Regions from separate parts of the Homo sapiens genome. Here region 2 is linked to region 1. Evidence: chromatin loops called from intact Hi-C (ENCODE). Cell type or tissue: GM12878. All regions are shown on one strand. Each heading gives the region's core, and the rest is flanking DNA. Links, peaks and the distances in the headings are about the cores only. Region 1 has its middle 160 kb from the start of LINC02661. Region 2 has its middle 290 kb from the start of LINC01435.

Region 1 (5,391 bases), core at 254-5,253:
AGATGTTAAGTTCTTTAGATATAATGGAAACACATATTAAACCTGGTTTACTTGAAAAGATAAACACCAGCTACTGATTATAAAATACCAGCTGAGAGTGTGAATAAACCAAAGGCTTTATACACACCGTAGCTGAGTTAAACTGGCACTGCCACATTGGAACATTATTCAGGATGATTTAACAGAGCTGAGCAATGGACTATCCTAAGACTCAGAAAGTCCACCCTTCGACATATGCACATCTGAAATGTTAACTAAAATGCAATATTTTTATAGCCCCTTCCCTCCAAAAAACAAAAACAAATAGAAACTACCCATATGTCCATCGGCATTACAATGAATATATTAATACATACCCAGGATATTCCTACAATGCCATTACTTTATAGCAAAGGAATTATTGAATGGATATACTTAACGTAATGTTTAAGAAAGAAACCAGGCACAATAAATACTGTTATTTCTACTTGTATAAAAGTACAAAAACAGGTGAAACTATTTTTTTTCTATTAAAGAAGTAGAACAATGGTAAATCTCACGGGCATGGTAGAGACTGGGAATTGGTAATATTCTGGAAGCTGACTGTATAGGTGTGCTGTGTTTGTAAATATTTATCAAGCTGTAAACTTAAGATGTATGTGTTCTTCTCTGATTATAGTATACATTGACAAAAGTTAAAAGAAAAGGCACCAGGAAGTATTTGACACAGTGGTTTATGTCATGGACTCTGAAGACAGATTGCCTGGGTTTCACTGCTGACTTCACTGCTACTGCTTACCAGTTGTGTAACCTTGGGAAAGTTTCTTAGTGACTTAGTTTCATCACCTATAAAGTGGGAATCAAAAGAGTTGCCTGAGCACATGAATCTTCCCTTAAGTTGTAGAGCTCTTAAGGAATTTGATTTTCACAGAAATAGACATAAAAGGGGCCAAAAAACATCATCAGCCTCTTTACAGAAATCAAGCCCAGATAGCTCTCACTTGTATGAAGCAGAGGAAAGAGAAAACACAAAGAAATTAAGGCTAATGGGGAATCATGTAGATCAGGAAAAAGAACATTATTGGAAAGGTTACTAAAATAATATGATCTAATACGAATTTTAGGAATTATGAGTACACATGGCTTAAAAAAATTGAAATCCAAAAGAAGAAAAGGTATAACAAGATAAAAGGAAAGATGTGTGTGTGGGTAAAGTACACAAGTAACAAAAGACTAGTAGGAAATGGATAAATTAGCATTGGAGGCACTGAAGAGCAGCATTGATGCTGCAGAAGATTAGGAACAAATGATACAATTTCAGTTTCCTCAATATAGGAAGATTAAAAAACTGATTAGAATAATGAATACAAAGATGGAAAGTGTATGGCAGAGACAACACACATGCTGTCCTGGAACAACAACAACAACAAAAACTAAATGAATCAAAAGCAACAACCAAAAGTGTAAACTAAAATAAAGTAAAACAACACTTTCTTGAGTTAAAAAATATAACAAAATAAATGGGCATCATTACAACCAATTCAATAAAAATTATAAAATAAATCTAAAGAACAGAAAATGTTGCAAATATCTCAGAAGATATGTCTTACTCAGCACAGTGTCAAGTACATTAGAAAGTGTTTAATAACTTTCTGTTGAATGAATATTATTTATTCATTATTAACTGCATGTGATACAAAGATGAGTAAAAATCTTCTCTAAACATGTCTGAAATCTGCTAAGTCAGGAGTACCATTCACTTTACCATAGAAGTACAAATAGCACAGTCCAAAAGTCAAAATTGGATCTGATTCTTTTTTCTTTTCATTTTTTAAAAATTGTGGCAAAACACATATAAACTACAATTTTCTATCTTAACCATCTTTTAGTGTACAGTTTAGTCATACTAAGTCCCTTCATATTGTTGTGCAAATATCACCACAATTCATCTCCAGAGCTCTTTTCAACTGGAAAACTGAAATTCTATATTCATTGAACAATAACTCCCGATTTCCCCATTCCCATAGCCCTGGAAAGCTACCATTCTACTTTCTGTCTCTGTAGGGTCCAGTCCTACAGGACCTGTGGGTTTTTCTCTTCGTGTATGGAGACGAGAGATCATAGAAATAAAGACACAAGACAAAGAGATAGAAGAAAAGACAGCTGGGCCCGGGGGACCACTACCACCAAGGCACGGAGGCCGGTAGTGGCCCCGAATGCCTGGCCGCGCTGTTATTTATTGTATACAAGGCAAGAGGGTAAGGAATGTGAGTTATCTCCAATGATGGGTAAGGTCATGCGAGTCACGTGTCTACCAGACAGGGGTCCCTTCCCTATTTGGTAGCCAAGGTGGAGAGAGGGGACAGCTTACATCATTATTTCTTTTATGTATTTCTCGGAAAGATCAAATACTTTAATACTTTCACTAATTCTGCTACTACTATCTAGAAGGCAGAGCCAGGTGTACAGGGCAGAACATGAAAGTGGACCAGGAGCGTGACCGCTGAAGCACAGCATCACAGAGACACGTTTAGGCCTCCGGATGGCTGTGGGTGGGCCTGACCGATGTCAGGCCTTCCACAAGAAGTGATGGAGCAGATTCTTCTGTAACTCCCCCGGGGAAAGGGAGACTCCCTTTCCCAGTCTGCTAAGTAACGGGTGCCTTCCCAGGCACTGGTGCTATCCCTAGACCAAGGTCCGCTAAGTAGCAGGTGCCTTCTCGGGCACTGGTGTTACCGCTAGACCAGGGAGCCCTCTAGTGGCCCTGCCCGGGCATAACAGAGGGCTCACACTCATCTTCTGGTCACTTCTCACCGTGTCCCTTCACCTCCTATCTCTGCATGGCCTGGTTTTTCCTAGGTTATAATTGTAGAAGAAATATTACTATAATATTGGAGTAAAGAGTAATGCTACAAACTAATTATTAATAATATTCATAATCATATCTATAATCTATTTCTAGTATAACTATTCTGATTCTATATATTTTATTATACTGGAACAGCTTGTGCCTTCGGTCTCTTGCCTCGGCACCTGGGTGGCTTGCTACCCACAGTCTCTATGAATTTGATTACTCTAAATACCTCACACAAGTGGAATCATACAGCATTTGTCCTTTAGTGCCAGCTCATTTCACATAGAATAATGTCCTTAAGGTTCATCCATCTTGTAAACATGCCAGAATTTCCTTCCTTTAAAGCTAAATAATATTCCATTGGATGTACCATATTTTACTTATTCATCCATCTGTCAATGGACACTTGGTTTGATTCTACGTATTAGCTAATGTTACTGTGAATATAATTCTACAAATATCTCTTCAAAATATCTCTTCAAATTCTTTTGAGTATATACCTTCAACTGGAACTCCTGGATTTTATGTTAATTCTATTTTTAATTTTTTGAGGAACTATCATACTGCCTTCCACGGTGGTTGTACCATTTTATATTCCTACCAACGATGCACAAGTATTGTAATTTGTTCACCTCCTCACCAACACTTTTTATCTGTTTTTGTTTCGGATAGCAGCCGTTCTAATGGGTGCGAGAGGGTATCCCATTGTAGTTTTGATTTCTACTTCCCTAATGATTAGGGATGTTCCCTAATCATGTGCCTAATGTCCCTAATACTTGATCCTTTGTATATCTTCTTTGGAGAAATGTCTACTCAAGTATCTTCCTCATTTATAAATTTTATTTTGTTTTTGTTCTTGGGTTTTAGGAATTCTCAACATAAAGATGTGCCCTGTGCTTCACTTTCTTCTAAGACTTTTATCACTTCTGATCTTATATTTAGGTCTTACATTAATTTTGAGTTAATTTTTATATATGGTGTTAATTACGGGTCCAATTTTATTCTTTTTCACTTGGATGTTTTTTTTTTTTTTTGATGTTTGCTTTTTTAAAAATTTAATTGTGCTGCTGGTTTTCTCTGTGCTGATGATGAACTTGAGGTATAAATTTGAGGCTGTTTAGGTCTTTGCTGAGCCTGCACCTTTCCTTGAGCAATTGTGGTGGCTTTCTAATTTCTGCACATATGTGGTTGCTTTTTAATATCTTAATCTTTAACAATGTCTGACTCTCATAAAGGAAAAAAGAGAACATGAAGTGAAAATGAAAATCACTGGCCCTGTAAACCTCCAGGAAGTCACTTCAGCCAGAGGGGAGGGGCTTGCAACAATCAACAAATGGGGGCAGGTGCAACAGACAATGGATGCCCTCCTCTATGACTGTGAGGAGTAGGGAGTGGGAGGCTGGGGAGGCGGTGGCTACAGATAGACAGGTAGTTGCTACTGCACTGAGAGCTGCAATTGAACAAAATTAATCACAATATACAACTAAAATCTTCTGGAAGTTGAAAGCCTTTAATAGTTCTAAATATTTACATCAAACAGATTCTTCCACTGTAATTTTTATGTAGGTGAGTAGATGGATTCCTGGTGCTTCCTACTCTACCATCTTCTCATAATCCTTTCTCTGGATATCATTCTTTATGATGACACTTATTTAGTGATTTAGCTTTTCAAGTCACCAAAGTCCTGTATCTCTCATGTAGTTTTCATAGGTAAGAAAGAGAAACTAACAACAATATTAACGAAAACACTAAAAAGAATAATAATAGAAAACTCTTCACCAAGAGCTTATTGTGTTCTAGGCATTGTGATACACACTTTACATAATAGAGATGCTCTTTGACTTATGATGGACTTATGTCCTGATAAATCCACTGTAAAGTTGAAAAATTGTAAGTCAAAACATGGTATGTCAGAGACCAACTGTACTGAAAACAACCTATAAGATGAATAGCACCAGGAGACTCATTTTACACATGAAAAAGTGAGAAGTAGAGAAAATAAAGGAATATCACAAGGACATAGAGCTAGCAAATGGTGGACCACTCCATGGAACATGGACATCTATCTACCTAGAAAGCTTATGAAATATGCATTAGGTTCCTCTTGGTGCAGTACTGGGAAGAGTGTTGGTTCTCAGTTACTGGCAGATGGTGGCAGTACTAGTAACACTGGTTCTAGCAGTACCTGCAACTAATGGATATGTCACCTAAGTGTTGCAGTGGCCCAGCCTCATCAGCTAGCAGCATTTATGACCCTATTACCTTATGGAATAGAAAAATTCACAATTACCATATAGGAAAACAAATTCACTTTATTCTTTTCTTTTTGCTTATTTGAAGCAAAAGGGTCCTCTTCCTTGATTTTTTTTTTTTTTTTTTTTTTTTTTTTTTTGAGACAAGGCCTTGCACTGTCTCCCAGGCTGAAGGGCAGTGATGCAATCACAGCTGCAGCCCCTACTTCCTGGGCTCAAGCAATCCTTCCACCTCAGTCTCCCTAGGACCAGAGGAGCAAGGAGCATGCTCAGCGTGCTTTTTTTTTTTTTTTTTTTTTTTTATGT
Region 2 (5,391 bases), core at 161-5,160, 190 kb before region 1:
CGTACAACAGAAGACAAGCCTAAGCTAATTGTAAGGAAGGAGACTAATTTTAGATTCCCCGATAAGAAAGTGTCTTTAACCAAGAATTACACAGAAATAGAATAGCTCAACTTAACTACAGAAATATTCAATCTGAAGTAGGATGAGCATAGAAGAGTATGGCAGATTGTATTCATGTATCCTAACATATTGACCATCTTATGGAGATATTGGCATTTCCATACTGACAGCTGAAGTCTAAATTCTTTCCCCGTGAATCTGAATGAGTCTATAAACTAAGGCAGATGTTAATCTATGCCATTTCCAAGTCAAAGTTTAAAAATGACGGAATATCTTTGTGTGTGTGTGTGTGCGTGCGTGTGTGTGTGCATGCATGCATATTCAGACACACACATACCTTTGCAGTCTTGTGATGAGTCTGACTACCTTGAAGATGTCACGCTGGAAATAACATTCAGGAACTGCATGGAGATAGACGGAGGTAGAGACATAAGGAAAGTCTCAGCTGTTCTAGTCCCTAGCAGTTCAAGTCTTCCCTGCCCAGGCACCAGACATGTGAGTGAGCACTTACTCATTAAGTGAATACAGACCCCAATCTTTGAGATACTCTATCTGAAGTTTAGTGGAACAGAAGTCTGAACCCCGCCCATCATTCAGATCTGCAGGCAAAGTAAATGTTATTTCCACTGACTTTGTTTTTTGTTTGTTTGTTTTTGAGACGGAGTCTCACTCTGTTGCCCAGGCTGGAGTGCAGTGGCGCGATCTTGGCTCATTGCAAGCTCCGCCTCCTTGGTTCACGCCATTCTCCTGCCTCAGCCTCCCGAGTAGCTAGGACTACAGGCTTCCCCCACCACGCCCGGCTAATTTTTTGTATTTTTAGTAGAGACAGGGTTTCACCATGTTAGCCAGGATGGTCTCGATCTGCTGACCTCATGATCCGCCCACCTCGGCCTCCCAAAGTGCTGGGATTACAGGCATGATCCACCGCGCCTGGCCTGACTTTGGTTTTAATAAACTTTCCTTGTATCTGGACCAGAGTGGTTGGTACAATGGGTTGGATGTTTGAGTTTATGACTTTCAAGAACCATCCCAAATTATACAGAATTGGGACTATGTTTGTGAAAAGTTGCTTTCTGTTTTCTCTTGTATATAAAGGATGCTATGTTTTATCATTTGGTCCTAAAGTAATTCACAAAAGAAAAATTCTGCTTTTCTAATCATCTTAACTTTGAATATGGCTTCAGGCAGGAATTGCAATGTCTCATTCATGCATCTCATTTAGCGCTTGGGATGTAGCATGCCCAATGTGTTACTGGGTTATGAAATAAAATACTATATTAAGATGAACTGGCTGATTTCTTCACTGGATTGCTGTATGACCATCAGCAGACATATGACCCATTTGAACCTGTTTCCTCACCAGAAATATGGAGATGATAGTTTTTGCTTGGTTTCCTCCCAGGTTCATTGTGAAAATTCTTTAAAATCTCTAAATTCACATAAAATGCAAAATTTACCAGTATACAATCTTTTTGTTTTAATTTCCTCTGAGAAATGTGATCCTGATCTATGAAAATTATTTTCATAGTTCCCATCACCCAAGAAGCAATAGGAACAATTCCCAACCACAAGTAATTGAGAGCACATTTCCTAATACTAAGAAGTGTTGGATTCATAACTCATAGTACCTGAAGCTGACACAAAGAATGTATTTGTTTTCACACACTGAATAATCTCCTGAAAAAGTCCATTTTCATTAGCTTCTGAGTTTTATTGTTGACTTATATCCTGAAGTTATCTTACAGTATCTGCAAAAGTAATTATGGAAGCCATTTGGAACAAGAGCAGAGAGAAACAACTGGCATTATAATACATAGCATGTTGGAGGCACAGTGATATTAACAAACCCACTCATTAAAAGTGGGCGGAAAGATATTCACCTGGAGGAAATTGCAATTGCTCACTGCCAGGCATGGTGTAGTCATGAGAATCCATTTCTGAAACAGGCAAACCTTCCTCTCTTATGTTATTGAGTCACAAACCCGGACCTTTAGTTCATTCATCATGGGAAGTAGTTCAATCTAATGGACTGAGTGGGACTGCGTTGTTGGCTGGTGACTCATTCAGTTACCTCAGCAAATTACTCATGTTTTCAGGATACTGAAATTATTGGTAAAAAGATGTAATTTTACCACCAGCTGACCCTAGAGGGCACAGTTTTATTGATAAAAGAAAATGAAATATTGATAAGTTTAACTTTATTGTTCATTTGTTTGGGAAAATAAAGGTAAAACAAAAATCTTAAATTCAGTATCTGTCTCTTAATGATTCCAGGCACGTTCTAGCTACCTGCACTATTTTGTTTCGGTAGGGAGATAGCAGAGCTTCATAAAACACACAATTTTAAAGTTAGACTACTAATACTCCTGTCTAATCTGGGGACATCAATCAACTTTTCAAGGCCTCAGTTTCCTCAACTGGAAAGTGTGGTTCCTATTGTAAAATTCTCATAGACTTTTAGTAAGAATTAAATGATGTGATGATACAAACACAAAGAAGTAGTGAATAAATACTAGTTATTGTCATGAATTGTTATTATTGTATTATTATTTCATACAATGATGACCATATAATTCAGGCCATAAATGTATCTGCTGTCTGCTTTCCTCCTTTCACCCTCACCCTTACAATCTATTTTTTTTTTTTTTTTTTTTTTTTGAGACAGAGTTTTGCTCTGTTGCCCAGGCTGGAGTGCAACGACACAATCTCGGCTCACCGCAACCTCCGCCTCCCAGATTCAAGTAATTCTCCTGCCTCAGCCTCCTGAGTAGCTGGGATTGCAGGCATCCACCACCACACTTGGCTAATTTTGTATTTTTAGTAGAGACGAGGTTTCTCCATGTTGATCATGGAGAACTCCCGACCTCAGGTGATCCACCCACCTCGGCCCCCCAGAGTGCTGGGATTACAGGTGTGAAACACTGTGCCCGGCCAACAGTCTTATAATAAAATAGAAATACTATAGAAGTTGAAAAATAATCAATACCATCTGATTTGAAGCTACCCTAAAACATAGTTTTGTTTTCCTGATTTCTGGACAGCTTCTTTCTTTGACCTCTTAAAACTAGGTGACTCTATACAACCTCCTGGATCTGCAAACCCGGTGTGCACTTGTGACACACAGTAATTAATAAGTATTCAGGATAAAACCAAAATATATTCAATCCTTGATCCAGTTGCCCATTTCTTATGGGAAGTGAATCACAAACCAGTCCAGGACTGAATCATGAAATGTTTAACAAAAGGTGAGGAGTACTTGAATGATTTAGGGAGACTACAGCTGAGGCCTGTGGTTATTAACATGTCGTCATTCAGAGGCCATAAAGATGAGAAAGAGAGCATAAAAGGTTGACATTGTGGAGATGCCAGAGATAAGATCAAGAATAACACTTCTCTGACAAAAGTACCTTTTAATACACAATCACAGCCACATGAAAGAGTCATGGCAAGTCACCTGTCTGCTGCCCACTTCAGTGTGGTTAGTAACAAAGAAGATTACACAATGAACGCAGCATGCTCCATTCAGATGGAACACCAGCCCCTCTATCTCATTTTCTTCCTTTAGTTCTGTTTAGATACCACAACTGGAATCAATGATTTATCCATCTGTAGGGTCAGACCTGCACCACATGCGAGACATATCTGGGATTGAGGGAAAAAAAGACTTTAATATCTCTAGTTTTTCTTCTTATACTCCTCCCCAAATCTGTGCACCATATTTTCTAGTCTTCTTCCAGTTTGGTTGAACTTAAATGCAGGACCCAGTGCTGGGCCTTAGACTCCTGTTCCTTCCAGCCACAGTTCTTTTTACCTATACCCTGCAGTAAATGCCCCTCAGTTCTCCACATCTTTTCCAGTGTCACAGTCTTCCCTAAGCTTCTAAACTGCTTCTACACCCAAACTTGTAACTATAGCCTGATCTCTTTCCCACCTAACCTGCCCATTAACCCTGTATCTCAAACAGATCTTCTTCATTGGTCCTTTTAGAAATGTCACTCAAACATTGTCCTCAAAACATATTCAAAGCTTTCTTAAACTACTTAATCAAATGGGATGATTCAGTGTAAACTTTCTTCTAAAAAGAATATCTAAATCAATGGCATTCATAGGCTGACTATACAAAACATTTCTCCATGGTCCGCTTGTAGATGAAAAAATGTTTTAAGACTCTTATCTAAAGATTTCATCTATTTGGTTCATATCAATGCTGATTTATCTATTTGAAATATTCCCAGGGATATTTCAGTAATACAAGTACTGGATCCTGTCTTCAGGGACTCTGACTGAGACGAAGACTAGGGCATTAATAATGTTTTCAAAGACCACAGGTAACTACAATGGGTAATCAATGTGGAGATTCACTGCACTAAAGCATATATAACCAGTATTTGACCCGAACTCTGAAAGGTTATTACTTTGAAAGAAAGAGTGTTCAGAAGGCAATGATTTACAGCAAGTCAGTTGGAATGAGATACTTTGCCTCTAAAACTGGTTTTGCCATCCATAAAAAACTTAACTTTTACTTAAACTGCTTTAAAGTCATAAAATAGGTTCCATTTTCTTCATCTGATTCTGCTATACAAAAGAGAGGAAAATGTAATGGATAATAGGACATGTGTTTTACATATTTTAGTTTGCTATAAGTTTTCATGAATGTCTTATTTAAGCATTACAACAACATGGAAGTGGGAACAGGGTATGGTTGGCAGGTGATGGGGTACAGGAAAAGCACTGTATTTACCAATGAGAAAATTGAGGCCTAGAGTGGTTGCATGAGTTATTGAAGGTCACGCAGCTAGCTGGTGATGCAAACTGGTACTCAACTCATTATACAACTCTGACTTGGTTGCTTCATACCTTTGTAACTTTGAGTCACTGAGTCTCCTCAGCAAATTTATGCATTTGATCAATAATTCATGGAGCTCCTTATTGAAGAGGGCAAAGGGTAGAGATGTATTTAAATTAATCACATCTCTAAGAGGAACTGTAAAAGCTCATACAAGATTCAACCCAATCCACATTATCTTAAACAGTCCTCCAAATGAATTATTTAGGCTAGGACACCTATTCCATTAGCTTTTGGTAAAATGCAGATAAACACATTCCTTCTCAAGCTATTTGCTCAGAATATTAATACATATTTCTTCCCAAATGTAATGTACTGGTACACACGAGGCCTTACCCAGGTGAATTCATCAGGAAAGTCCATTTCAGCAAAGGAAAAGCCCATTTCAGCAAAGAGAAAGCATCAAATTACTTGTTGTTTTCCAAAAAAACTACACTTTTTGCACTGTGTTTTTAGCATACCACTTCAGAATTAAAAAACAAACA

The links. Hi-C counts contacts between places; a loop is a spot of excess contacts. Peaks named below come from ENCODE experiments on the same cell type or tissue, not always from the same donor. Only the 100,000 strongest peaks of a DNase experiment are listed, where the experiment ranks them.
Region 2: it touches region 1 in a loop (4-fold over the local background); 5 of 110 quality-filtered maps call a loop at or near these places.

Annotation. Positions count from the first base shown.
Region 1 is chr10:108,541,973-108,547,363 of GRCh38, forward strand. No RefSeq gene overlaps it. Among named protein-coding and RNA genes, the nearest start is that of LINC02661, 160 kb to the right of the region's middle. In GM12878, for the core only: a CTCF peak has its summit at 2,727 (motif pointing left); DNase peaks (open chromatin) are centred at 2,749 and 4,138.
Region 2 is chr10:108,356,989-108,362,379 of GRCh38, forward strand. No RefSeq gene overlaps it. Among named protein-coding and RNA genes, the nearest start is that of LINC01435, 290 kb to the left of the region's middle. In GM12878, for the core only: no CTCF peak of the experiment used is centred there; a DNase peak (open chromatin) is centred at 2,113.